7 separate regions of the Mus musculus genome follow, and all the other regions are linked to region 4. Evidence: chromatin loops called from intact Hi-C (ENCODE). Cell type or tissue: left cerebral cortex. All regions are shown on one strand. Region 1 overlaps Xcl1 (chemokine (C motif) ligand 1). Region 2 has its middle 82 kb from the start of Gm26685. Region 3 overlaps Nme7 (NME/NM23 family member 7). Region 4 overlaps Gm51669 (a long non-coding RNA gene). Region 5 holds the start of 4930568G15Rik (RIKEN cDNA 4930568G15 gene). Region 6 has its middle 41 kb from the start of Dpt. Region 7 has its middle 16 kb from the start of Dpt.

Evidence for each region. A loop is a pair of places that touch in the nucleus more often than their neighbours do. Peaks named below come from ENCODE experiments on the same cell type or tissue, not always from the same donor. Only the 100,000 strongest peaks of a DNase experiment are listed, where the experiment ranks them.
Region 1: a loop joins it to region 4, with 2.6 times the contacts of the local background. A loop is called at or near these places in 2 of 42 quality-filtered maps.
Region 2: a loop joins it to region 4, with 3 times the contacts of the local background. A loop is called at or near these places in 2 of 42 quality-filtered maps.
Region 3: a loop joins it to region 4, with 2.7 times the contacts of the local background. A loop is called at or near these places in 7 of 42 quality-filtered maps.
Region 5: it touches region 4 in a loop (2.0-fold over the local background); 2 of 42 quality-filtered maps call a loop at or near these places.
Region 6: a loop joins it to region 4, with 4 times the contacts of the local background. A loop is called at or near these places in 3 of 42 quality-filtered maps.
Region 7: a loop joins it to region 4, with 3 times the contacts of the local background. A loop is called at or near these places in 2 of 42 quality-filtered maps.

What each region holds. Positions count from the first base shown.
Region 1 is chr1:164,929,648-164,933,647 of GRCm38, forward strand. Xcl1 (chemokine (C motif) ligand 1) reads right to left here. Exons shown (of 3, transcript NM_008510.2): 2 at 3,248-3,362; 3 at 1,997-2,306. The coding sequence ends at 2,138. Among named protein-coding and RNA genes, the nearest start is that of Xcl1, 3.9 kb to the right of the region's middle. In left cerebral cortex, no CTCF peak of the experiment used is centred here; a DNase peak (open chromatin) is centred at 1,649; H3K27ac peaks cover 1,052 bases.
Region 2 is chr1:164,583,007-164,587,006 of GRCm38, forward strand. No RefSeq gene overlaps it. Among named protein-coding and RNA genes, the nearest start is that of Gm26685, 82 kb to the left of the region's middle. In left cerebral cortex, no CTCF peak of the experiment used is centred here; DNase peaks (open chromatin) are centred at 1,515 and 3,467; H3K27ac peaks cover 1,098 bases.
Region 3 is chr1:164,364,718-164,368,717 of GRCm38, forward strand. The region is part of intron 9 of Nme7 (NME/NM23 family member 7); the gene reads left to right. Among named protein-coding and RNA genes, the nearest start is that of Gm39690, 52 kb to the right of the region's middle. In left cerebral cortex, a CTCF peak has its summit at 2,196 (motif pointing right); a DNase peak (open chromatin) is centred at 2,200.
Region 4 is chr1:165,033,834-165,037,833 of GRCm38, forward strand. The region is part of intron 5 of Gm51669 (a long non-coding RNA gene); the gene reads right to left. Among named protein-coding and RNA genes, the nearest start is that of Gm51669, 25 kb to the right of the region's middle. In left cerebral cortex, a CTCF peak has its summit at 2,097 (motif pointing left); DNase peaks (open chromatin) are centred at 2,052, 2,555, 2,968 and 3,470; H3K27ac peaks cover 1,098 bases.
Region 5 is chr1:165,091,209-165,095,208 of GRCm38, forward strand. It overlaps 4930568G15Rik (RIKEN cDNA 4930568G15 gene), which reads right to left and starts at 722. Exons shown (of 5, transcript NR_040480.1): 1 at 678-722. In left cerebral cortex, a CTCF peak has its summit at 2,465; a DNase peak (open chromatin) is centred at 707; H3K27ac peaks cover 1,381 bases.
Region 6 is chr1:164,753,964-164,757,963 of GRCm38, forward strand. No RefSeq gene overlaps it. Among named protein-coding and RNA genes, the nearest start is that of Dpt, 41 kb to the right of the region's middle. In left cerebral cortex, no CTCF peak of the experiment used is centred here; DNase peaks (open chromatin) are centred at 9 and 1,946; H3K27ac peaks cover 349 bases.
Region 7 is chr1:164,779,162-164,783,161 of GRCm38, forward strand. No RefSeq gene overlaps it. Among named protein-coding and RNA genes, the nearest start is that of Dpt, 16 kb to the right of the region's middle. In left cerebral cortex, no CTCF peak of the experiment used is centred here; DNase peaks (open chromatin) are centred at 2,142 and 3,364; H3K27ac peaks cover 970 bases.

The sequences.
Region 1 (4,000 bases), 100 kb before region 4:
CAAGATCTTTCTCCCCATCAGTCTTTCATGCGTGCTATTTGTTTGTCTTGCCAGGAATGTACTGGAACCCGACAACTGTCTCATCCCTCTGGTCTTGTGTTATTTCCAGGATAAAAGCTATTCTGACCTTCCCTATATGCTAAGATCTTAACAAATTTGCTCCAGTGCACCCAAGACTCTTGCTCTGGATATGTTTTTGTTATCACACTACAAGCTTCCTTTAGTTGTGGGACCAGAGACAGATGTCTGGTTTTACCTCTGCACTGCTATGATCTGCAAAGGCCTGGGGATGCAAAGGCTTGAGGAGTAGGGGAAAGAAGGCCCCAGTTCTATCAAAATGAAGAGGGACTTTTTCTGCTCGCTGCTAGATGTTCAGCTCTGGGACATATAAGCCCCTTAGTAAGTGGTAATTTAATAAATTAATTATGAAGTAAGGAAGGGGATAACATAAGAATAAATAAGAATACTGTGTCTACTTAAGTCATCTGGTCATTATGCCCTCTTGTATAGTAAGGTCCCGGGAGAACTGACTTCTGAAGAGAATGCAGAACTTCAAACACAGAGCCTCATTTCCAACTGTTCCGTCTGAATTCTGCCTAGCAATGATCAAAGACCTTCAGGAAAGCTAATGAATCTTTTTTATGTGTGTTGTTTTGTCTTTAACTCAGATTTATCATGTGATTAAGTGAACCATCATTAGTTAAGCAAGAAAGTATCCTTCATTACTTATTAAAGCCAAAATATCTGGTAAGCAAAATTCTTTAAAACTGAGAAATCAAACAATATTTATTTCAGTTGTTAATCTCGTTACTATTATGATTCTCTAGGGACTAGGAGTCATTCGGAAGGCATAATATATAATTAAAGCAGAAAATCGGGGATCAAGAGATGGGGCAGTTGTAAGGCACTTGCTGGTTTTCCAGGGGGTCCGGGTTCATTTACCAGCATCAGGCATCACTGTAACTTCACTTCTAGGGGGTCTGATGCTCTCTTGTCTTCCTAGACATCTGTATACATGTGGCCCACATAACCTCACAAAGGCACATACACACATAGATTAAAAATGAATTAATAAACTATTTTTAAAAACAAAGAAATCACTCTGTCCATCTTCTGTGACCTTGTTAGTTTTCTATCTCCTAAGGAAGGTGTTGTTGCGTGTTAAGCTCTTGTCTCTTTGAACACATCTTTGAAAATCACAGTGGATGAATGACAAGCGAAAAGAATAGATGACCAGACCTTTTGCTGGGAGGTAACATTCTAGTTGTTTCTACTCTGGATCTCTGGTCTACTCTGTCTAAAGGTTCTTAGCATTTATCGCTCAATGTCTCCTCCAGAATTCTTCAACTCAACTACAAGGATAAGGCCAGTTCTTGTTCTTCATCAGCTTCTTGGATACTAGAACCATAAAATGGAGCCAGATCATTGAGAGAGGTTCCATGTGACAATGTTTGGGAGTATTAGGAGCCCATAGGTAGCAACGTGGAGTTTAGACAATGGTAACCGGAGGTTATTGCCTAATTCACAAAGCATTGACTTTTACGTGAACAGCCTACCAAGAGGTAAGAGATTCTGCCTGAAGTCAAGCCTGAGCAGAGCCTCTTTCTGAGCTGTTATCCCTCAGAGTGGGAACTGGGGACAGCTGGATGATTTCTCAACACTTTTATAAATAATACTCTACTAGGAAACTGAAATAGATCGAGCGTTGTCACTGGCACAGCAAAACCCTGTAACTTGTTTTTGGAGACTGTTACAAGCTGAACTTAAGAACGATGGAGGCAGCTTCCGACTCTAGCAAACACTGATCCAAATGTTTTTCATTGTGGAGATCTGAGGTCCGAGAGAGAGAGACAGAGAGAGAGAGAGACAGAGACAGAGACAGACATACAGAGAGAGACAAGGAGAGAGAGAGGAGACAGAGAGATCAATGAGAGAGAAATAAAACAAATGATAAAGAAAACCTTTCCCTTTATATAATAAATCAAATATAGGGCCATCATCAATAATAAATATTTATTACTTATAACATTTGAAATGAATGTGAATGTCGTTAAAAATAAAAATAAGTATTTGTGCAATGGGTTTGGGAACTGAGATGAGCTGCTTAACGAGTGAGGAAACATTGTCCTGGAGGCTGTTACCCAGTCAGGGTTATCGCTGTGCTGGTGGACCTCTGGGCTCCTGTGGGAACAGTTTCAGCCATGTTCTTTCTGGTACTGGCCCTGCCATCCACAGTCTTGATCGCTGCTTTCACCCATTTGGCTTCTGGATCAGCACAAATTTTTAGTCCTCGTTTGGTGACAAAACTATAGTGTAAAGAAAACATAATGTTAGCCATATTGTCCGATGAAAGAGGATTTGTGCATAAATTTGGCAGAAGAAGCCATCTTTCAGAACCATCCATGAGCACCTTCATTCTGCTGTCTGCTTTAGGAAGGAAGACAGATCTTCAGGTGACAGCCAGAGCTTGGTAACTGTAATTCAAATACTGGAGGGAAACTGAACTCTTAGGACCATCTAGTTCCATGTTCCAGCCTTGCTTCCTTCTCCCATTTAGAACAACTCAGCTCTGGGGGAGAATTGGAGATGACTTATGTGCATTTCTAAGAGTGAAACTCGGTAAGTGTGCATTGGAGAGAGATTTTTCCTTCTGCAGACAGGATTCTGGAGGACAGGGGTAACACGTAAGCGAATTCTGAGTGTGTTCCTATGAGGTACAGCCACATATAAGGTGTGGCACTCTACATATTAAGTATCCTACATTTGTGTGGCTATTTGGGTAAGTCCTAGCCTGGGGTGGCCATCAGAAATGGATACAATGTTCATCTGTGTTGTATGCAGACTCATAAACTGAGCAAAAGAAGAAAAGGGGGTCCTATTCTTTTCTTTTTTTTCAATAATTGTCATTAGGGGGCTGGAGAGATGGCTCAAGAGAGATGACTGTTCTTCCAAAGATCCTGAGTTCAAATCCCAGCAACTATATGGTGGCTCACAACCATCCATAATGAGATCTGACACCCTCTTCCCATGTGTCTGAAGACAGCTACAGTCTACTTACATATAACAATAAATAAATCTTAAAAAAAATAATTGTCATTAGATGGGACAGTAAGAAGACAAGATAAAGAGGACGAGCTACTGACTAAGCTAAGATTTCCTCCACGCTGACCCATTTTTCTAGAGGAGAGCCGCACTTCTTCCTACTGTATTTTTGAAGTAGAAGCTATAGCTTTGAGTGGACACTCACATTACAGCTCTCATGGCCCCCTCCCAGATGATATAGGTCTTGATTTTTTGAACTGGCAGCCGCTGGGTTTGTAAGTTCACACAGCTACTCTCTTCTAGGACTTCAGTCCCCACACCTAGGAAAAGCAAAAGAAAACACAAGTAAAACTTAAACTCAACAAGTGGCAGGGTCTGAACCATTTATCAAATCACTTTAACACATGATCAAAGTATACCGCCACTTGCTTCTTTGGGGAAATAATTCATATTGGCACCCCGAGTCACTTGTGCATTATAGATTATGGTAAATGGCTGGCTAGTTTTAAAAGTTAGATCAGTAGTGTTGTTTGAGGAGTTTCACAGTAAATGTAACAAGGTGGACAGGCATGGGGGTACTTGGCTTTAATCCCAACACTGGGGGTCAGAGGCAGGCGGCTCTCTAAGAGTTCTGGGCCAGCCTGGTCTACATAGTGAGTTTGGGACCTGGCCGGACTGTGAAAATGAAACATTGTGTCAAAAACAAATAAACAGTAACAAGTTGGTGTTGGTCTTTGTATATTTTCATTAAGACAATTATGACAGCAGGCTTCCCAGGGACACACTCAACAGCCACTTACTTAGGGTGTCCTTTTGTGTTCCAAATGTCAAAGGCACTGATTCAGATGGGCACTGGCCCTGTTTTATGGGGTACACGCTACAGTGAGGGAGCCAGGAAAGTAGAGAGCACAAATCATTTCAGTTACTAACTGTGCTGTGAATTAGGTAAAAGATTAAC
Region 2 (4,000 bases), 450 kb before region 4:
GAATCAGCAAGGTGTTATCTAGTTTGTTTGGCAACTTCTGCTTACTTGGGTAGCGTTTCTGTTCTATTTGTAAGTTTTATCTTTTTTCCTTGAGATGTTTATACAATATGCATAGCTGAAATACTATTTTCTTTTCAAAACACATGTATGTTATTGTTCTACATCACATAGTTACCCTGCAATATAACAATACTCATGTGTATCCTTTGACACATCTTATTTCTCCTTCTCTGCCCCTCACAGTCACCATTCTCCCTGTTTTTATGCATTTTCCTTTTAGACATTTCCACATATAAACAAGATCATGCATCACTTTCTTCCCGTCTGTCTTGTCTCAGCTAGTGTAATATCACTCATGACAACACAGTGAAACTGGGGGATCAGATCTTAACTATTAACTATTAACACTTATGAGAGTAGCAATGTACTCTCTTACTAGTATAGAAAACTGTATTTTCATAAACTGTTGGGAAAATGTCAAACAGTGCTAGTTTTGGGGAGGTAACTTTGACAATGTTAGCACTCTTTTTTACCCCAGGTTCCATATTAATTATGTATCTCTAACATTAAAAATGCCAAAGATTAATCACAGATAGATACATATATGTACATATATATGTATTATAATATATATATATATATATATATATATATATATATATATATGCATACAAACACACACACACACACACACACACACACACACACACACACACACACATATATATAATTCCAGATTCCAGATATAGTTAAATCTCCACACAAAAAATGTCATAGTTCATGTAATGGGAAATTATATAGTTATTAAAGAATAAGAACGGTACTTACAAACCACAGTGGAACATGTATCAAATCATACTGTTAAAGATTAAGAAAGCAAAGCCAAAGGAATATATGAAGCATCTTTTCTTCTGGTAAGAAAGAAGAGGATTCTTTAAAATGCACATATTTTTCTTTATAAAAGAAAATATAAATAAACCAGAAAACATTAAATGATGGGTCTGGAAAGGAAAAAAAGTGGATGTGGGAAGGGGTGGTATTTAGGAATAACATTGTGTGCAGTTTTGTTGTTTGAAAGAACTTGTATGTTCTACCTTAAAAAAAATACAGTTGAAGCTGGGCAGTGGTGGCGCATGCCTTTAATCCCAGTGCTTGGGAGGCAGAGGTTGACAGATCTCTGAGTTCGAGGCCAGCCTGGTTTACAAAGCAAGTTCTAGAACAGCCAGGGCTGTTATACAGAGAATCCCTGTCTCAAAAAAACCAACAACCAACCAACCAACCAACCAACCAACCAACCAACCAACCTACCAATCAACCAACCAACCAACAAAAAACAAAACAAAACAAAACAAATGAAATAGTGAAGCAAACAGGATGGGAAAGAGAAAAGGACTTTCCACTGAGAGTAAGCTGAAGCAAACAAACTGTTAGGGCACTTTAGATAAGTTGTATAACCACAAAGAATGAGAGAAAGAATGAGCAAGCCAGCTAATTATGAACATGGCATTTACATTATATCCTAAGTCTTGAACAGAGGAGAGAAGCTAAGAGATTCTAAACTGAGTAGAATTCCTTCTTCTAGTTGGATGGACAAAGAAGTCTGAATCTACTTTTGATATATTATAGGACTAAGAATATGAGTCACTATGCATTTCCTGAGTGCTAACTTAACTCATTGTGGACAAAGAACATATATGGAAAGGGGTAGGCAAGGAAAAATCTCAAAGGGTTGGATTGTATTAGCAGCATCTAATGAGTCATCATTTTGAGACTACACACCTGTTTATGTAAATATGTGTATATCTACATGCTTATTTGCATACATAAATTTATATACATATATTTCTACTAGCATGCAGACCTCAATTTATCTTTTTAAAAAATATGTACTTGTCGATGTTTTGTTTGTATGTATGTCTGTGAACCATGTGTATGCAGTGCACATGGAGGCCAGAAGAACTTTGGGTATCTTGGGATTGGAGTTCCAGATGGTTGTGAGCTGCCATGCAGGTGGTAAGAATTGAACTTGGGTCCTTTGGAAGAGTAGTCCAGTACTCTTAATTGCTGAGCTGTCTTTTCAGTGTCATAGACATCAATTTATCAATATAAATTTTTAATAAAAGAAATCAGGAACTCTTGAAGAAATGGCAATTCCAGCACAGAAACAGTATACTAAAAAATGACCTTGTGGTATTTTTCTCTAATGGGGAGGAAGGAAGAGTCCATTGATGTTAAGAGATATTAAGGATCAGTGATTGTTGCTTCCTGTTATTTTTGCTGTTAGATGTGTGGATGTTTCAGTCTTACTTAGAAGGGGGAACAAAATAATCTCAGGAAGTAGAGGGAAGGAGAGAGGTGGGAGGGACAAAGGAGGGGAGGAGAAAAGGGGGGCAGGATCAGGTGTGGGAGGAAATGGGAGAGATGTACAGAGGGTCAGGAAATTGAACAGAGGTGTGTATCAGTGGGGGATGGGGAACTGGGGGTAGCTACCAGAAAGTCCTAGATGACAGGAAAAGAAGCCAGTCTTGGTCTGAGACCCTGGATGGAGTCATTCAGATGCAGAAACAGTGATGTCCAGAAGAACATGGATGAATGGGTGGGTAATGGTTGAGGGTAGTGATGGATGGGTGGATCAATAGATAGGAAATAAAGATGGATGGATGGATGGATGGACAGATGGATGGGTGGGTGGGTAGGTGGAAGGATGGATGGATGATGGATGGATGGAAGGCTGGGTGGGTAGATGGTTAGGAAAGAAAGAAGAATGATTGGATGGACAGAAATACAGAATAAATACATATATACATATGTAAGTACATAAATAAATACATTTATATACATATAGATGATAGATATATAGATAGACAATAGATAAAATGATTTTTTATTGAATATGAAAACTCATGAAATAAAGACTTTATGTAGCTTTCTCTTGGGGTCAGTTGAGGGACTATGGTGAGAATTCACACATCATAAGCACACAGCCCTGCAGACCTGGAAGCGAAGCCAGTCTTGGCCTGAGTCCCTGGATGGAGTTGTTCAAATGCAGAAGCAGTGATGTCCAGAAGAGCACCAGCTCTTACAGATCAATGAAGCTCAGGAACAAAAGGCCTCAGCGAGCTGGTGGTCTGGGAAGAGCATCATTTGCACCTTTGTGGCTCTTCCTTTGCAGTGGAGAAGAGGGAGTGTTGCTGAAGATGAGGCCAAGCAGTGCTTTAAAAGCTCAGATTGTTCCAAGGGGCGGGGATGAGGGGGAAGGAGACAGCATGGGCAGAGGAAGAGAAAAAAGAGAAAGGAGGAACAGGAAAAGAAAGGAGGAAGAAGTCTTTAGTTCCGCTGGCATCTAAATTTGGTAGATGTTTAGACAGCCAATAATTTATTTCCAGGCTTGCAAAAGCATTTATTCTGCCCTGCTGTCGACATGAGATCTCACACACATTTCACTGAAGTGGATTAGCTCACCGGGGTTGCATTTTAACCCACGCTCGTTGGCAACACCGTTATCTCTGTGTGGGAGGCACACAGGGGTAGTAATTTAGTTGGAGGAGGGTGACAAGCTAGCAGACGTGCATTGAGACTGTGCTTGAATGGCAAGCTCCCATTTCATTTCTTTGGTTCCTTCTTTTTTTGAACCTTCATTGTATACTTATTTGTGACAGCGAAAAAGCAGAAAGTCGCCCCCAATTGCTCTCATTTGCTGATAGCTCAGCAGTCACAGCTTAGAAGAGGCCACTGCAGTGTCACTTCCATAAGGTCACAGCATGTCATTGGGCAATGTGGACAGCAACCATAGACTCACTGTACACTGACCACAATCTGGTAGCCACCAATTGCTTTGTGGATGTTCACACTGCCCTTCTGTCCAATCACTTGCATCCACCCAAGATCCTGACACCAATTCAGGGTATCCCCTGGTCCTCTAATGATCTTTCCTGCTGTGGGAATGTGGTGAGCCTCAGGTTTCTACATTTCACTCCTGTGAGTTTGTGTGTGCACTTGC
Region 3 (4,000 bases), 670 kb before region 4:
GGAGATGGCTTAGTGGTTAGGGGCACTTGTCTTTACAGAGGCCCTGGGTTTGATTCCCAGCATCCACATGGTGGCTCACAACTGTCTGCAACTCTAGTTCTAAGGGATCCAGTGACCTCTTCTGCCCTTCACAGGCACCAGGTATGCATGTGGTACACAGATGTATGCACTTGCAGTCAAAATACTGAGTAGGACAAATTCCCAGGGGAAATGGCGGTATTGCCCACTGTGAAGTTTTCAGTTTAGTTTTTTTTCAAACCGAGTGTTCACAGAGACAGCTCAGACACCTCCAATGCATGTCTCAGCCCTACTCTAGAGCTACTGAACAAGCTCAGAAGATACTAACCTGGCTGAGAAGTCCAAGGTTAAGGCCTGTGAACAGGCATAGTCCACAAGCTCAAGTGCTTGTAGGGCTCATCAAAGTTGGAAGAGCACTGTCTATCAGTAGTGGCGTCATCGTCCTACCTCCAGCTCCAGGATTCTTCTTCTATGTTTGCTTGGTTTGTTTGTTTTAATTGATTTGTGTGTGTGTGTGTGTGTGTGTGAATCTTATCTCTCTGCCCCTTCTTATTCACTCTTCACCCTTGCAAGCCCCACCCCTAAAAGATAATAGAAACAAAACAACAATGACGACAAAATTAAAGTGTAGAAAACATCTCATCATCAAAGCTGTAGCATGTCCCACAGTATTTCCCTCTGTCCACACATCTTCACTTGGAAATGTTCGCTGCAATGAGTCATTGGTCTGGTCCGAGGCCTCTGGCTTCTGCCACACCATTGGTACTGGATCCGGGACTCGTCCCAGTTATCCTGTTGTTGCCCTCCTATGTCATGGCAAGTCTTCTGCTTTGGAATTGCAGGACTGGCCCTCTCGTGCTCTCCAACAGTTCACAGATGGTGTAGAATTTAGGGTGGGCCAACTCAGACCCCTGGATCTGGGCCTAGAAGTATATTAGAGAGCTGAGCAAGCTCTCCAGCACTGCCCCAGCTAGCCCACCCAATGCTGCCGCCAGCAGGGTTAAGGTCAGCTCTCCTGCTCTCCTGCTCTTTGTGAGGGACCACAAAAGAGCAGGAGAGCAGGATAAAAGTTTCACTCTGCCCAGTCAAGGTACCAGAACCACTCTCTCAGTTGATGCACTTGTGGCCCCTAGTGAATTGTTTCTTGATTGTCTTAGGGTTTTATTGCTGTGAAGAGACACCATGACCATGGCAACTCTTACAAATGAAAACTTTTCATTGGAGCTGGCTTGCGGTACAGAGGTTTAGTCTTTTATCATCATGGCGGGGAAACATGGTGGCACAGATATAGACATGGTGACAGAGAGGTAGTCAAGAGTTCTACATCTAGATCTGCAGTGCAGCAGGAAGAGACAGTGAGCCACTAGGCTGGCTTCAGCTTTTGAAACCTCAAAGCCCACCTCCCAGTGATACACTTCCTCCAACAAGGTCACACCTCCAATAATGCCCCTCCCTATGAGTCTGTGGGGGCCATTTTCCTTGAAACTACCACATTGATATTCAGAGGTTTGTGTAGTTCCTCCCATATTGACTTTTGGACTTGACTGTGACTTTCTTTAGCACTTACCTTCCTAAGGCACGCTGCAGTCACAGGCTTGCTGAGCACACGTGCATTGGACTTTGTCTTTGAGTGCTCTAGTTAGAAACCAGTGGTGTGACTAAGAAGCTCTGATGAACACTACCTGGAGTCTTGCCCTCAAGACAAGCTATAGCTTTCAGAAGTGTCAATCTAATTCTACGATTTGCTGACAAGCCCCAGAAATGCAGATCTCAAGCTGCTCATCCAAACAATGCCATGTATAACGAAAGTCTCGCCTCTAGCACCGGGAGCTGACTTCATTCACTGAGAATGACTCTGAGCCTGAGGTCTGTGGCTAGACCAGTCTCTGGAGCCAAGTGCCTATTGTAGGCTTCACTGATGGAGAGGTGAAGAACTCGGGGAACCTCCGGGTGTGAGTGGGGGTGTGTGTGTGCTTGTTATCTGCATCACAGTCCTCCACGATGATTAATGCCCAGGAGTTTGTGCAGCCCTCAGTCCTGTGGCTGCATTCCTCACATTATGATACTTGGGAGCAACCCCCTGCCTCACAGTCACCTCAGGGGCTACAAATTGGTAGACTCAGAAGGGTGGGGCAGTCAGTCCAACCCTGGGACTGAAAAGCTAACTGTGACCAGCAGAGGCCGCTGCTAAGCAACTAGCAAAGTGAAGGCCTTTGGGGATGTCAGACAGTCACCAGCACAGTTCAGCACAGAGCAGCAGAAAGCACAGGAAGACACTGTGCACTCCTTTCTGGTCTTTCCGTTGTACTTTTAGGAACATTTTACTTAATTTTACTATTTTAATATTTACTATATTTTATACCGTCTTCTATCCATCTTTTTTAGTCATCTCCATAATCTCCATGCCCTTGTCTAATTTTGTTTTTTCTTTATTGAGCAATCTTCTATCAGCCTTTTTTTTTTTTTTTTGTCTCCTTATCTACCTTTAGTAGTTTTTTGACTGTATCTTTCCGATTTTGTTATTGTTTTTGTTTTTTTGAGTCAGGGTTTCTCTGTGTAGTCCTGGCTGTTCTGGAACTCACTCTGTAGACCAGGCTAGCTTCGAACTCAGAAATCTGCCTGCCTCTGCCTCACAAGTGCTGGGATTAAAGGCGTGTGCCACCACTGCCCGGCTCTTTCCAATTTTTAAAAAGGCTTGTATATGTTTTTGGTTTATTCCCTTCTTATACTTATCTGTTAGTTATGCATTTTCCCATGAAATCTTTTTGTTTTCCTCTGCTCCAGTCTCTTGCCTTTTGCTCTTGCCTTCTTTACATTCTTCTCCATTCCTTTTCTTTAGCTTGTCTTTTCTTCTTGTTCTTTCCCGTCTTCATTTACCTTATGTATCAATAAAAAATAACAATGAGTAGGTGGTAAAGCATACAGGAGTGAGCCTTCCACAGCCAAGCAGTCACCTCCGAAGGGGGGAGGCTAACTGTTGGAGACCTGTAACAAGAGCTCCGGCTTGGGATGTCGCTGGTAGTTAGCTCCAAAACTATTTATTAAACTTCACATGGATGCCATACCCTGTACCATAGGTTTATTTTTATTAACAACTCATATATGGAAATTAAGTAAAGCATAAAATGTATGGTGCACACACACACAAGTATGCTTGTGAATGGGTTGAACATTTTAGAAGAACATGGGAGAAATGAACACAGCAATGAATGCCTTTATTAAGAACTGAAATTCTAAAGTAGGGGAAAATTTACTTTCATGATATACAACTTTATTTTCATTTTATGTGTTTCATCATTTTCAAATTAAAGAATAAAGAGTAGGAGAAATTAAGACAAAACTAATTGCACATTTATGATTTCCCTTGGTTGGGTAGGTTGAGTTGTGGACATAGAAAGGCTGTGACTTTTTTGTGGTTCTTTTTTGTGACTCTCAAGAATCTGAGGTCACAGGCCTGCACCAATCTATCCCATAAGACCTTGCTTTTCTGTTAAGTTTCCAGGTCACGCTCACACTACTGAAAGCTGGCACCATACTTTGAGGAGCCTCAGCATCAAAGCTGTCTCATTATCAGCATGCTGGGGACTAGGGGGAAAGTGGTCTGTACCAGTGAACATAATACACACTGCACAGGAGAGGGCAAGAATTTAATTTTAGAACACACTGCACAGGCGAGGGCAAGAATTATTTGATTTATAGCCAAGGATGTGTCTATTTTGAAGCCTGTTGTATACGTGGCAATGTAGTCTTCCTGAAGCTATGCCAGAGCCATTCGAACCAGCAGAAGAAGCAATGTTCTTGAAATATTGTGTCTAGATTTGCAGGTCTCCTTAGCTGTGACTTTGGGTAGCTAAAATAGACAAAACTGTGTAGTCCTTTAAAAAGTATAAGCAAAGCCAGATAGCCTTGAGAAGCTTCTAAAATGTGTTTCTTGAAAAGGTGACAAACAACAGAACTAATTTTAGATCAGGGAAAATATTTA
Region 4 (4,000 bases):
TGAACTTGATAGGTAACCATGTTGACTTCCATGTCCTCCTCAACATCTGGCCCTACACAGCAGGTACTCTTGACAGCTAATGATCGCTGATAACAGTAATGACCAGATCTTTTAGGTAAAGGTGCAAAGTTATACACACACACACACACACACACACACACACACACACACACACACTCACACACACCACCATCATCAGCACCACCACCATCACCATCGCCACCACCACCACCATCACCACCATCACCACCACTACCACCACCACCATCACCACCATCACCACCACCACCACCATCACCATCACTACCACCACCACCATCACCACCACTACCACCACCACCATCACCACCACTACCACCACCACCATCACCATCACCACCACTACCACCACCACCATCACCACCACCAGTTCCTTCATCACTACCACCCATGAGCCATGATGCCTTTCCACTCTATTAAACTTTTTTCAGTGCTTCCAGGAGCAAAAGACAAGGTCACTCTGTCTCTCCACTAGAACTTAGCTGACTGAACTTGTCCTCAAAGCTAGAAGATGTGAACTTCAGTAGGAGACATTCAGGGCTGGCTCACCAGCTACATAAAGAGCACACACATGAGCGCACACACACACATATTACTGCACAATGTGCATCAGCTTCGGCTCCCATGGTTTCCTCAGTGGGCTGGGTCACTGTGAGCATCAACACTGACCATGGGACTAGAAGTGCAGAATTCCCATGATTCTTCTCCCTGCCTTATATATTTTCTCTTCCAAACAATTCACTCTTAATAATCCCTTGTGTGTGCACACTCTACCCCATACACACACACACACACACACACACACACACACACCAGTAATTAATCACAATCAACTGTGGAGCACTGATAAGTGATCTGCCTGAAGCCAAGTGACCTTACCAGCTCCATCACTTCTACTTCAGTGGACACTTCCCCTCACATGGAATTGTTTGGTGACATTCATGGAGCAAAGGGCATCTTTTAATTTGTCCTGAAAGTGAACCTAATATAAGGTGTTTCCCATATCCAACATCTCTCAAATGAAGCCCCATTCTTCTGGGCAAGAAGGGTCTTCCAGGATCTTACCATCCTTGCATCTCCCATCAGGGGACATATCTCACTCAACATGGCACATCAAATCCCAAGTCTCTCACCTTTCTATATGGCCTATGATAAGTATATCATGTTTTTGTTCTGTGTGTGTGATATGTACATCTATGTGTGTATGTGTGTGTTTTATGTATGTCCAGGTGTGTGTGTGTGTCTGTGTGTCTGTGTGTCTGTGTGTCTGTGTGTGTCTGTGCCTGTGTGTGTCTGTGTGTCTGTGTCTGTGTCTGTGTCTGTGTCTGTGTCTGTGTCTGTGTCTGTGTCTGTGTCTGTGTCTGTGTCTGTGTCTGTGTCTGTGTCTGTGTCTGTGTCTGTGTGTGTTTAAGCCAGACATTGGTGCTAAGTATCCTCCTTGATTACTCTCTACCTTATACACTGAGACAAAGTTTCTCACTTGAACCCAGAACTCAACAATTCAACTAGTTTAGTTAGAATTTTTACTCCAGGAATCCTCTTTCTCTGCCTCCCAAGCATCACTGAGGTAGGTAGGTCTCCACACACACACACCCAGTGTTTACATGGATGCTAAGAATCCAAATTCCTCCCATTCTCATCTTTATTCAGCAAGCGCTTTACCTCTGGGCCAGCTCCCAGTTCCCTGTGGCAGTAAACTTACCATACTGAGAGGCCACGTGGCTCTCCTGCATCACAGTCTAAAGCCTAGAAAGGTACAGAAGGTGTCTTTAGCTGAGGACTAATTACCTTTTAGAAACACAGTCACTGTGAGAAGGTCATAGGAAGGGACCACGCCTATCCAAGCTCATCAGTAGCCCAAGCCCAGGTAGGGCCTCTGAGTGTGTTCAGGCCCTAGGATGCTTACATCTGGCCAACAGTTATGAGCAGAGAATTTTTGTCCTGTTCTTCTTGAGTACCTAAAGCCTGCCAAGTCCTTAGAGTGGTTGTGTCCATCCCCTGCTCAGTCTGAAGGCAAGCTGCAGGCAGCCATCTGTTCCAGGAGAAAGAGTGCCACCTGCTGTCTCTGAACCCTCTCTGCCTGAAGCAGATAGATAGATAGATAGATAGATAGATAGATAGATAGATAGATAGATAGATAGATTCAACGCTTACTAGTTGAAAGTTGTAACCTCTCACTTGTTTGCTTTTTTCTTTCTTTCTACTTTATTTTGAGAAAAGGCCCAGTGAACTGCTGGTTCACCTTCAAACTCACGATCCATTTCATGCTGGCTTGGCTAACAGGCATACCCTATGACACCTCTCCACCCCCACTCCCACCCACCCCCAGATAAGGACTTTATTTCCAATCACGTCTAATAAACAGATGAGATGTAGAGTAAATGGTTTTGCAGCCAGTTCGGGTCCCTGGTGTTTCTGGGTGGTCATTTTTTTGAAACAAAAGAAAGCAGATCCAGTTGTGGTCTCTACTTGTCCTTGCTGTTACCCCACCGCTGATAAAGGACCTCGAGAGCAGAGGTGCAACTGATTAGGTTTGGACAGGAAACACATACACACAATGCCTCGATTTCTACCAGAAGAGGCGTCACAGCCCGCAGAGCCTCATGGGACCACTGTAACTCACACTCAATGTCTGTAAGGTGGGAATAATAAAAAGGATTTACTTATGGAAAATCCTCATGTCATTGAGGATTAAATTTCACATGTCATAAGGAAGCTATCTGCTGAACACAACAGCCACTCTTTCTAGAAGCCTCACCTCTACCACAGATCTGTGCTCCTTCCTCACTTGGCCCTCAGTGTTGTAACAGAGCCTACATTTACTGGGAATGGTGATTTAATTAGTTAGGGAAGTGATTTCATAAAGCAAGCTGTTGATGGCAACAGAAGAGAACAGAAAGGAAAAAAGCCCTCAAGGAAATCGACAGGTGCTCAGCTAAAACGCAGGAGTAATGATTTGGAGAAGGAGCCAGGGACTGAGTGCCAGTGGGGGCAGGTTTCCTTTCAAAGCCTGGGAGGCAAGGGAGAATCTCATTATTTCATTTCGGTAGGAAATGGTCATGAGGCAGAACATGGGCTCTGTGTTCTGCTCACAGGTCTTATCCATGCAGCTTTGTCCATGGACATTGGGCCAATTTCCTCTTTGAAAAAGGAAGGCAGAGTTACTGTCCTAGAAGGGTACCAGCTCCAACCCACCCTCCCAGGCTCTTTGCAAGCTCTGCCTGCCAAAGGATGCTTGTCATGTGTACTTTTCCAACCTGCACAGAGCCAGCAAGTGGCTGAGACTTCCTGTGCGGGTCCTAGGTTGGCAATGTGAAGGTGACAGCTCACCCCAAGCCCCAGGGCAGAAAGAGGCCACGGGAGAAGGCACTTCTGCCACAGAACGTGTACCTCCCTTCAGGGTTCATCTTATCTTCTGATGACGAGCAAGCAAAGGCAACTAGTCTCTCTGTGGGTGTAGTTGTCACGCACACTTGGCAGGGAGGGGGATTTAGGAGAATGTTCACTCTCATGCCCAGGCCACCCTGTACACTGGAGCACCAGAACTTTCTTTGCTAGACATCAAGGACATCTGTTAGCTAGGCAGTGAGCAGGGGGTCTAGCAGGTAAGCCATCTGGACACACTCAGAAGGGGTGAGTCTGTTTTCTCATCAACTACATGGCTTCATTGCCCACTAACACCCTAAATAAGCAAAGATAGTCATTGAGCAGAATGCTGATGCCAACTAGGATAGCAACGTGTATGAAGCAATGAAGCTTGCAGGTGCTTTTAAGGGGGACTCTCAGCTCTCACAGCGTCAGTCTACAATATCGTCCTGTTTTGCCAGAATCAAACAACGGTGAAATGACTTCATGACAAGGCACGGGCAGACATTGACATTCTTCAGCATGAAACAGAGATGAAGATGTGAGACTACCTTGAAAATATACCTGTACTGGCTAGTTTTGTGTCAACTTGACA
Region 5 (4,000 bases), 57 kb after region 4:
TAAGCACACTGCATGCATCGGGTCAGTATTTCCTTAAAGTTCTGTGGAGCGGACTTCAAATTTTGAAAAGCCCCTCAAGTTCGGACATGGCAGTTAGCTGGGCCAAGATCTCACAGCCAGAAGGATGCGGAGCTTCCTATCCATGTGGTGGGACAGTCTGTGGTGCCAATGCATGCCTCTCATGTATAAAAATCATAAACTCGACCTTTTCTGCATCTAGAGACTAGGGAGTGCACACTCATTTAAGGGGAATAGATGAGAAGCCCTATGATGTGAGGATGAATTTCCGGGGTCTCCACTGCACTGGCTTCTCATGATTTTCAGCTCTGTAATAGTTCCAGAGCAATTGGCTCTAGAGCAGGACTCCAGGATAATACACAACATGGCTCAACAGGAAACTTCCTGAGAAACGGTGGAAATGAAGAACTCTGTTAGAAGATGAACCCACGCTTCCCTTTTTCATTAACTGATTCTATGAAGGAAATCTGGTCCCCTACATGTCCTTCAGGTCCTTCCAGCATCATCCACCCTCCCCCGCCCCCGGCTGTCTTCACCCACACACGCCTAGTACCGGGTAGTAACGCCTTTGATTACCATGCTTTTTATGGGATAGTGAGATTCATTTTTAGCTCTTCCTCATTAAAGGAGAGAGCCTTGAAATCAGCACATACACTCACCGCCCCGGATCAGGTGAAGTTACCAGGGCAACGGCAGCCGCCTCTGACGTCACTGAGGGAGGACACCTCCGCAAGGAAGCTGCTGCCTTCACCAACACAGCCCCCACCCCGCCCCTGCTCAGCTCCTCCCCTGGCTTTCAGGTTTTTTGATTCCCTGAGTTGCTGAGCTCCCTGTGAGCGGTCTTCCCACCCCCACCCTTCTCACCCAAAGGCGGAAGAGAGGGCGCAGTCTTTATTACACTTACCTTGGAGTCCTGGCCACCCTCTGGCCAAAATCATCTGCGACCTCTTAAGAGGGAAGTGAGGAAGGAGTCCTGAATGTCTCTGTGCCCATTTATCTGCGACTTTGCTTTGGGATTCCAAGAAAGAGGAAAGGAAGGGACACTAAGGGATAGCTTATGCTCACCCCCAAAGCACCAATGGGCAAATTTAACCAAAGATAAATGAAATCCTCTTCTCGCCCATTCCCACCTTATGCTTAACATAATGTCTAAACACAGTCTTGCTCCAGTCACATGCCACAAAACAGACACCTCAGTCACCAATGAGCAAAATATAACCGGTGGCTCCTAATGACATTGTAGCCATGTTAACGCCAGTGCTCTTGGTTTTCCACACAACTACAAAGCAACCTAAGAATGTGTTTCTCATAAGAACCTCCCCCCTTGTCCAATGTCGCATGACAAGAACACACACAAGGTATTTATTGGGAAAGACAGAGGGCAGCTGCCTCTGCCTCGGTGAGAAACATCAGGGAACCGAGTGAGAGGCAGGCTTTTTTTTTGGGCGGGGGGGGGGGGGGGGTTGTCCCAGGGACGGGTAGGTTTTCAAACCCGGAAGTGAGTTGGATTTTCTTTTAAAAAAAAAAAAAAAGTAATACTGACGTGGTTCTCTTCTCAGACCCTGTGGAAGACGAGAAAAACAAGAGATTTAGGTTCCAAAAGTAGCTTAATGGGTGTTCCTATCTATCATATGAACCAGTTTTAGAGGAGGCGATCTCTCAGCTAAACCCATTACCTACATTCCATCTCTAGAAAGTAGGAAGAGAACCACAATCTCCCAGAGACCTAAGGACCTAGCCCTAGAAGTCTACAGCACCTACAAATAGCACCACCCCAGGTACCATGCCTTTAATGCGTGGACCTTTAAGGGAAAGGACCCATATTCAAACCACAGTTCCTAGCACCTACCCCCATATGGCTGGTCTCTACAAAAGGACTCAGAACTGAGTGGTTCCTTTACAGACCAGAATGAGGCTATCTCTGTCCTTTCTCCCCCCTTCTCTTTCCTATGATGGCAGAAGTGAAAGCAGGAGTTTTAGGTTCCTGTGTCACTGTGTTGAACGTGGTCCTTCACTGTTTTGTGAACCAAACTAAACATCATTTGTGCTGGGGAGCTGGAATGTCACTTCTCTGTTATAGCAGGGGGCATTAACCCAGACAGCCTTATAGCCAACAAGGATAGGCCAATGAGACTATGTATGCCATTGAGGACTTTGGGTTCTTAAGGACAGCACACCTGGGTCCAAATCTGAACACAAAACTTGCTCAAACTAGAGCAAAATAATAAGACACAGTAAAGCGTGTCAGGCCAGGCGTGGTGGCACATGCCTTTAATCCCAGCACTTGGGATCTCTGAGTTCAAGGCCAGCCTGGTCTACAGAGCGAGTTCCAGGACAGCCAGGGCTACACAGAGAAACCCTGTCACAACTGGGATTGGATGGAGAGGTGGCCTAGTGGTTAAGAGCATGTACTGCTCTTGTGGATAGCCTGAGCTTGGTTCCCAGCACACATGCTGGGCAGCTCCCAACTACCTGGAACTACAACTCCAGGGGGTTGCACACCCTCTTCTGGACTCCATAGGTATCTGCACTCAAACATTCACATACCTACACAGACAATTACACGCATAATTTAAAATAAAATGCATCTTAAAAGAAATGTACTAGTGGTGTTGGTGCTGTCTTTCCTCCAGACGACCACAGCAGGTTGGTATGAGGAAAGCAGGTTACACTTCAGCTTCTCCCTTGATCTTGTGCCATTGAATGTGGGAATGCTGGCCATGGGCTAACACTAGCTTCTGCTCAAAGGGCATATTAGACATGACTTGTCAGTGTGGGAAAACTCCCTGAGAAATTGATTTTTGGGAAATAAGATTTATTTTGGCCCACAGCATTTGACATTGCAGTGCATGGCTATGTTTCTGGGCCTGTGGTAAGTGCATCATGTCAGAGGGATGTAGAGTTGGAAAGCTGCCCCCCCCCCCCGGACAGCTGTGAAACAGAGAAGTCTGGGAAGGAAGGATCTGAGAATAAGATGTCCTTTCCTCCAGCTAGACCCCATCTCCTTTTAATTCACTTAGCCATTAACTCACCAGTGGCTTACCCTATTGATAACCTAGTACCCTCGTGACCCAGCTACACCGTTACAGCTGGGACCTAAGCCTTCAAGCTAACCCCAAGACTGGAACTTCAAAAAGGCTAAACCAAAAATCTGAGACCCAGATACTGGAGAGATGGCTCTCACAGAGGGTCAGAGTTTGACTTCTAGCACCCAGGTTGGATGGCTCATACCCACCTGTAGGTACAGCTTCTGGGAAGCCAACACCCATCATGTGGATAGACTCTGAGGTACCTTCACTCAAACATGCACATAACCCACACACACACATACACAAATATATATATAATTTTAAATCTTAAGGGACTCTTTCTAAAGCTGAAAGAAAACCACACTGCCCCTCTCCTCATTTCCCAGCCCAATGCTCTTCAACTCAAACTTTCCTCCACACTCAGCTAAATTAGTTCCGACCGCCTATCAGGGAAAACCAGACTGCTTGCTTGCTTTTAAAGTTTTTAAATTTATTATTCTTCTACAGCTTCATACATAAATTTCCACACACACTTCTCTTCTTCATCCCTCTTCCACCACTGCCATTCTTTCTTCTTCCGAAGAAGCCCCTCTCCGGTTGTTATGTCCTTTTCATGTGTGTTTGTTTTGGATTTTTGAGACCCACTGACTTTAATTAGCGTTGCCTTCTTGAGCCTGGCTGGGGGATGCGGGGGGGGGGGGGGCCGGGGGGGCGGGGTTATTTACTGGAGCACAGGCAATTGAAGAAAGGTTAGAGCACTAAAGAAAAGACTCTCCTAGCAACACTGTCAATGCCTCCTCAGAGAGGGGTGGGGCCTCGTGAATGTGGACCAGCCTGGTTCTGTGCAGGTTTTGTGTAAGTAGCACACTGCAAGCCATGTGGCTTGGACCCCAGAGCCCTGACAGGGTGGCGAGTGGCTGAAGAAAGGACAAACACACAGACACACAGGAAAT
Region 6 (4,000 bases), 280 kb before region 4:
TGGTTTCAGAATGGGATGAGTCAGCATAGTTCCGCACCTCACACAGAGAACTCACTCATTTTCCTTAAACCCCTCAATCCTTTCCAAGCCCATGAGCATCCCTTGGCAGCTCCACACACCACACGCCCATCTGAGAACACTCACCAGGTAAAAGCGAGGCACTTCGGCTCACTCTGAACTTTTCAATACACTGTCAGGGACTAACTCCATGGTGAATACCTCTGAATGCATTGATTTCTTTAGAGCAATTTGATCCCCACAATCCAGAGCTGACTTCCCTGAGGCCAATCAATACATCAATGGAAATATAAATAAATCAAAATAAAACTCTACACCTCTAGAACTCATGTGGACATCATAATATGACTACTATCTAAGACACTCTTTTTAGTCTCACTTCTTTTGTGTGTAGGTTTTCTCCAAAATCAGTAGTCTGTGAGGACAAGAATACTTCTGAAACATATAAATGGCTTAAAACCATCCACAGTTTTTATTTGATGCATTGGTTTTGATGACATAAACAATGTCACACACAGTCATGCTTCTTTTTATTAGATATTTTCTTTATTTACATTTCAAATGCTATCCTGAAAGTCCCATATACCCTCCCCCAGCCCTGCTCCCCAACCCACCCACTCCTGCTTTCTGGCCCTGGCATTCCCCTGTACTGGGGCATATAATCTTTGCAAGACCAAGGGCCTCTCCTCCCATTGATGGCTGACTAGGCCATCCTCTGCTACATATGCAACTAGAGACACAGTTCTGGGAGGTACTGGTTAGTTCATATTGTTGTTCCTCCTATAGTGTTGCAGACCCCTTTAGCTCCTTGGGTAATTTCTCTAGCTCCTTCATTAGGGGCCCTGTGTGCCATACAATAGATGACTGTGAGCATCCACTTCTGTATTTGCCAGGCACTGGCATAGCCTCACAAAAGATAGCTATATCAGGGTCCTGTCAGCAAAATCTTGCTGGCATATGCAATAGTGTCTGGGTTTGGTGGTTGTTTATGGGATGGATCCCCTTACTCATCTCTCACCACCTCAGACACCTCAGAGTTCTTAGCTCAGGTATTTTCTCTTTCTCAGGGATTCCTTTCCTTCTTTTGACTCGACTCATCTGGAAGGTGGAGCCACAGTTGAAGCTACATGTCCTCCATGAAACTTAGAGTTCATGGTATCTGTTTACATTCTCAGCTTCCCATGGCCTTCAGCTGTGGGGCTGGGATTTTAGAAATCCATATTAATCTCTAGCTGTGGGAAGTTGAACAAGGTATTTGCTCTTCTCATCCTATATCATCTGTAACTTCAAAATGAAGACACTAGCAGGACACTCAGGACCATTGTGAGGACTGAACGAGGCAATGCACATGGAAGTTCTTTGCAAATTGAGCCAGGGTAAACAAATAAAATGGTTACTTATGCCTCAAATAGCCCTCATCCCAGATTGCCTTTCTTGTGTGTGGATATGGCTCCTGATTCCTTTTGAGAAATGCTGTGAAGGTCGAGCTGTTTTATCCATCTTTACAACCCCTAACATGCTTTACACATGCAGGCATACATTAGGACATGGAACGGAGAGTATTTAGTATGGGGTGGAGCCGATCTTCTCTTCATTCAGCGAAGCAAATTATCCATCGCTGCATCATTTCTCTATTTAGCCAGCAATCAATACACACATTTGCCCTTACAATGTTTTACTAGAAGATTGCTTTCATGGGGAAGAGGGTGAGTTAGGCCCCCCCCCCCCCGCCACTGTACCCCAATGGGTACCACATGTTCAAAGCCTGCAGAGCAAGTCACCAGCACAATTCATCAAATGATTATAGGAATTCAGGAAACAGCAAGTCCTCATTAAACCAAAATAACAATCCGCAGCAGATGCATGCTCTATTTTCAAACTATGCCCTTGTGTTCTATTACCCCAGAGTTGTGGAGTCAAAGCTTGTAACAGAGTAACTGAGCTGGAAGCCAAAATAGGATGATTGTGCAGCTCTTGTGGAGAAGTCTAAATCGGAATTGCAGATGTTTATAGCCAAAGTCAAGAACATCTTCCATCTGAGGAGGGAACACAGAACTCAACTATTGCTAATGTCATAACTTTAAAAAAGAAGAATAGTGTTGAGATTTTTACTGTGAACCCTTTTATGTAACCACTTCCATTTTTAACTAGTCCTCCTGGTAGACCTGGGCTTCTTCCCTCTTTGTATTCCCAACAGTCCAGTCTCTGCACATCTCTGATTAGCACATTGCACACTGTCTGGGAACAAGATCTACTTACACTTCAATCCAGTTAGACTTAGTTTCTTTCTTTCTTTCTTTCTTTCTTTCTTTCTTTCTTTCTTTCTTTCTTTCTTTCTTTCTTTCTTTCCTTCTTTCTTTCTTTCTTTCTCTTCCTCTCTCTCCTTCCTTCCTTTCATTCTTTCTTTCTCCTTTATATGTATATATGTACATATGTGTGCATATGTGTGCACACACATGTGTATATGTATGCAGAAACCAGAGTCAGACACTGGGTGTCTTCTTCTGTTACTTCTCCGTATTTTTTTTCCAATTCAGGGTCTTACTATATCACTATGGCCTGGAAATCTCTGTACAGACCAGGCTGACCTTGAATTTATAGAGATCTGCTTGCTTCCAGCTCCAGAGTGCTGGGATTAAAGATGAATTGCACTGTTCCCAAGCCAGTTAAACATTCTTAAGAGAGCATAGAGACTGAATTAGTTAAGTGGTGCTAAGTTTGGGCATTGTCCTTGTAGAAAGAAAGGTTGATGTACCACTAGATGTGATTCTTCACTTCTGAAGAGAGTTATGAGTGTAAGTAGACATTTATGAGCCCTTACCATATAGAAGAGCCGGGGCTATGGGAGAGGGGAGAGGTAAAGGGGGTGGGAGATAAAGGCTTAGATTTACCATTTATTTACTTGGCAAAGAACTTTGGGCAAGGCTTTTGATCATTCTGAGTGCCAAGTTTTTTTTTTTTAATTAAAAAATTTATCTGACAAATGATTTGAAGAATGCATGTTATAAGCCAGCTGTTGTGCAAGATGTTAGGGAAACAGTGATAAATGGGATGTGGGCTTTCTTTGAAAATAAGTATTACTTACAGCACGACAGAGATAAATGAATGCTACTTAAGGTGGGGCCAAGATAGAAATGGTTCCATTTTGAAAAACAGCCACTCTAGTCCTGGAAGATCAGGACAGATTTCTGACACAATGGCATTCAAGAGGAGCACATGACGATTCATCATGCCAAGACTAGGAAGGAAGAGGAAGTGAATCAGGCAGAGGGACAAGAAGCACAAACTCCCAGACAGCAAGAGGCAGGGATACATTTAAGGACCTGTAAGCATTTTAGTATGAGCTGTGAGAGTATGCAAGAAGGAGAGACAAGTAGGCGGGTCTAAACGATGAAACATCTTGGTGGTTGGTCATAGAAGGCTGGCTTCCATTCTCAATAGAATCTGAAAAGCCATGAAGGTGTTTTTAACTAGGGAAACTAATCAGTGAGATGATATTTTAGAGATGTAATTATTTTTGCAGGGCAGAAACTGCATTAGAAATAGGAAGGCAAGTTAGGAAGCCGTCAAGAGTCTAGATGCAGAACAAAGACACTATGAGTCAAGACAGTGGTTTCAGAAATAAAAGCAAACCAAAATGTTGGATTCTAGAGACAAGGAGGTGAGGGTGCCAATTACTGTTTGTCACATACTCATTAAACATTGTATACATGTACTAAAATGTCACACTACCCCATAAACATGTACAATGACCATGAGCTGATTAAAAGAGGTTAGATATCACTGTAAGTAAGTAATTAAGTAAGTAATTAACAAACTGAATTTCAATAGAGTGTTGGCAATTGGCTGCTGGCTTAGCAATGAGAAATGTATTTAACGCAACCATCATTGTGACTCGTTTTTTACACTTGATGCGCCCGCGTGTGTGTGTGTTTTCAGACAGCATCAACTAGAGCATTTGCAGTTTTAACCATGCAAACCA
Region 7 (4,000 bases), 250 kb before region 4:
TTTTCAACCACAAAGTGGTTAGGAGTGGAACCTTAGAGTCATTCATTTCTATGAGCCTCAGTTTCTTTGTTTAAAAAGCACTAACATTTATATCAAAAGATGCATGTGAAGGTTTGAGAAGATAACTCCATGCTTAACAGAAATCGGGTTACTTCTGCCAAGCCTTTGTGAGAGTATGGGACACAAGCAGGAGACTCAGATTGTCTCCATTCCACAGACAGAAAACCAGGTCCTGGCATAAGCATGGAGTTCCTTAAGCTCTATGACAAAGGGAGATTCAGAGGACCTGACTTGCCTGATGTCATGTAGACATTATAAGGGTGTTTGGGATTAGCCTGCCATGGCCCTGGAGCCCAGGTTCCTGGCTTCCCCATGCTTGAGCCTTCTGATGCTGGCCTAGACGACCTTTATATGACACAGAAGGACAGTACTGCCTGCTAAGCAGTTTGTGATGAATGTTTCAGAATTTCAGAGTACAGAATGGAGGCCACGGCTCTAAGTGAACTTAACCGTGGTCGAAGGCAACTGTGCAAGATCCGGGGTTCTGTTGCATCCATGCGATGAAGCTGCTATGGAAAATAGGTGCGTGAGAGGAAGCTTACAAACCTGAGTGTGGTGAAATGAACAATGTGCGGATGCAGGCCGCAGCTGAACAGAGGACTAGCGTCTTTTGTTTGAATTTCTGCAGAGGGAAGCATGAGAGACAGGTGCTATGGTAGTGTGGCATAAGAGAAACGTCAGCTTTATTGGCAGAACAGACTTACAACTCATTGTGGACACTCCCTAGGAAAGGTGTATTCAAGCTGCAGCCCACAGTTCCTATATAGCCAAGGGTGGCTGTGAACTTGACCCAACACAAAATCAAACCTTATTTAAAACATGATTTTGTATGTGTGGTACTGTTTGTATGACACAGTCCTTAAATGCAAACTTTGTAGATGACAGCATCATGTCACTTTGTCAAAGGTAGAGTCTAGGGTATAGTTGGAGTTCTGTCTCATCTCTCTGAGCCCTGGCTGGGAAACAGGATTATTCTGATCGTCCTCATAAGCAAACAACAATGACTAAATGAGAATGGAGGTCTTAAATGCCAACAGCAGAACTGGCACTGGGCAACAGGCAACCAGGCCTCTTAACCATCTCTTAGCTCCCACTTTTGCCTTTGGTCTGCTAGAAAGGTCAGGATACAGAAAGCCACACTGCTTGCTCAGAGAGTGCAGCCTGGCCCGGGGTGGCTCAAAGGGGCCTATTATGATTGGCACCAGTCAGACTTTGCCTCTTAGGCTCTGTGGGAACTGACAGAAGAATGGTCCTGGGTCACTTTCTGATGGAGAGCAGTTTCTGTCAGGCTTGCTGAAAGGAATGAAGCAGTGAATGCAGGTCCTGCTGGGAGGCCAAAAGACCTCCCTAGGGAAGGGCACTGGGGAGCCCACACCCACACAGAGAGCTGTAGCAAGCAGGATGGCTACGGACAGTCCCCAGAGTACTGGGTAGAAGGGTGGGAAGGAGCATACTTCTCAAGGTTGCTGACAGACATCAGGTTTTTCTTCCATTGTCCTTATAGCATGAGGTAGCGCACCCACCCTGCTCATGCCAGATCACTGCATTATATCCGGTAAGCTGCAGGTTCTAGTGGTCATAGCTTCCAGAACACCGTGAATTTTCTAATTCCACACTGATTATAGCACTCGAGGTACCAGGGCCTTGGTGCTCAGTCCTCAGGAGCCTTCAGGTGTTTGCTGTCAGTTGTCAGCAACCTTGACTAAATATCCTCTCACTGCAGAACACACGGCACCCCACGCTGGGCTCAAGTGCTCTGACTTGGAAGCACACAGGAGGGTTAGCAGCCTGCTCCACTGCTTGCTGCCTGAATGGCCTCAAACTCCCAGGAGAGTGAGAGCACACAGTGCTCACTATCCCACAGTGGTTAGCTGCTCTCAAGGTCTCTTGTATATGGTTAGAGGCAGGGTCAGGGTATTAGCCATGTAGTCACAATGAAAAGCAAAGAAAGAAAACAGGAAGATTCCACAACCAGCAAGCGATGTGGTGCAAAGAATGACAGCGATGACCTTCAAAGCAGTCAGCCTGGACAGATGGCCACTGTTACCAATAAAAACGAGTCAGGACTAAGGGGCCCTGAGCTGCAGAAAGGCATTTTAATGAGAAGGATTTTAAGCTTAGTTCTCATATGGCTCAGGGGTGTTGGTGATAATTTCATTCATTCCACAAATATTTTTACTGCCTACCATGTGCAAAAGTTTTCCAAATAAAATAACTGACACATTCAGTCTAGTGTGGTACATACAATTTTTTTTTGTCAGACGATTGGAATTATTTGAAGTAAACTGAAGGAGCCTGCCTGTGCACTTTACACTTGGTCTCTGCACGTTCTGCCCCATCCTGCTCCTTCTCAGCTCTCATTCCATCTCAATACAGATGTTCTTAGTTGTTTCTTTCTTGCTCTCTCTCTCTCTTTCTCTCTCTTTCACACAGTTACACAGACTCACACACATACACACATAGACAAACACATGTGTACCCATAAATACCCACTCACACACACACAAATACACTCGTACACATGCGTACATACATACATATTCATACACATGCACACGCACAAGCACTCAGACACATGCACATACAGACACACACTCTCTCTCACTCACACACACACACTCACACCCACATGGTGGACGCAGACATGTACACATTCCCTTGTGCTCGCACACACACATACACACACACACTCACTCACATACACACACTCACACACTTGTGCATGCACACATACACATGTACTCACACACACATACTCTCAGACACATATGCACACACATGCCCCCCCATACCCCAAAACCTTTGGGACCTTGCTCACTCCCCATCTCTTTGGTTCCCCTGAGCACCCATCTCAGGTACTGTGAGAAACTGAACTGAGAGACATTATCCCACATCGCCCTGAGTATGAGCCACTGAAGGAAGCAATACCTGCAGTATGAAAGAGAACAGTAAGGCCTTCTCTCTGTGTCCCAAGGAACTGAACGTTAAAGAATTTCGGCCACTGGAATAGATGGGTGTCTCCCCTTTCTCCCTGACACTTTCTGTCAAAATAATAAAATAAATAAAGAGAGGACTGTGAAAGAACAATGGTCCAGATGGTGATATGGATTGTGGAAATGCATAACTGAAGAATACAATCTGGATTTTCTAAGCATTTGGGTATGGTGGACCACACATATATCCCAGTACTCCCAAGAATAAGGCAGGATGATTCCAAATTCCCAAGCTCAAGCAAAGCCTGGGCTGCACAGTATTATCAAAGTACATGATATATTCCAAAGAAGACATCAAAATGAGCCGTTATCTTGCACAGTGAGCAGATGCTGGCAGAGAAGAGTTTTTAAGCAGAAAACAATTCAGAAGGTGTTGAGACGGTCGTATTTTTTCACTGTAATTGGAGATTTTGGCCACTGTCTGACTGTACTGTTGTCTTGCCACTGTCTCCTATTAAAAAGCCTGCACCCCACCACCCCTCCCTCCTACTTGGCCTGTCTCGCATGTGACATGTTGGAATAATCCTGAATTTTAGAAAGGAATCTGAGGCGACAAACTTAAGTGACCAGTCCTTGAATTTCTTTTTCTGACTCTCTGAAGCAATAGCCATATCAGGGTGGCCGAGTCAGGACACGAGGCTTCACAAGTGAATAATTTAGTGTGTATTCAGTCTATGGTCAAAATATCTCTCCTAGGGACAATACTTTGGAATCATAATGCAAGTCACAGATATGATTCATTAGGAAAAAGTATTTCTAAATACAGAGAAAGGAACCTACGGGTGATAGATTTAAGTCATTTGATGAAAATTTTATGATACTGTGTCTATTAAAATTCAAGAGCTCACATTTCTTTCATCTTTTATTCTGATACTTTTTTTTTCTGGAATGTTAAATTCAAATCTGATGTCTTTGAGGTAAGATGCCAGAGTCCTTATGTCTTACCA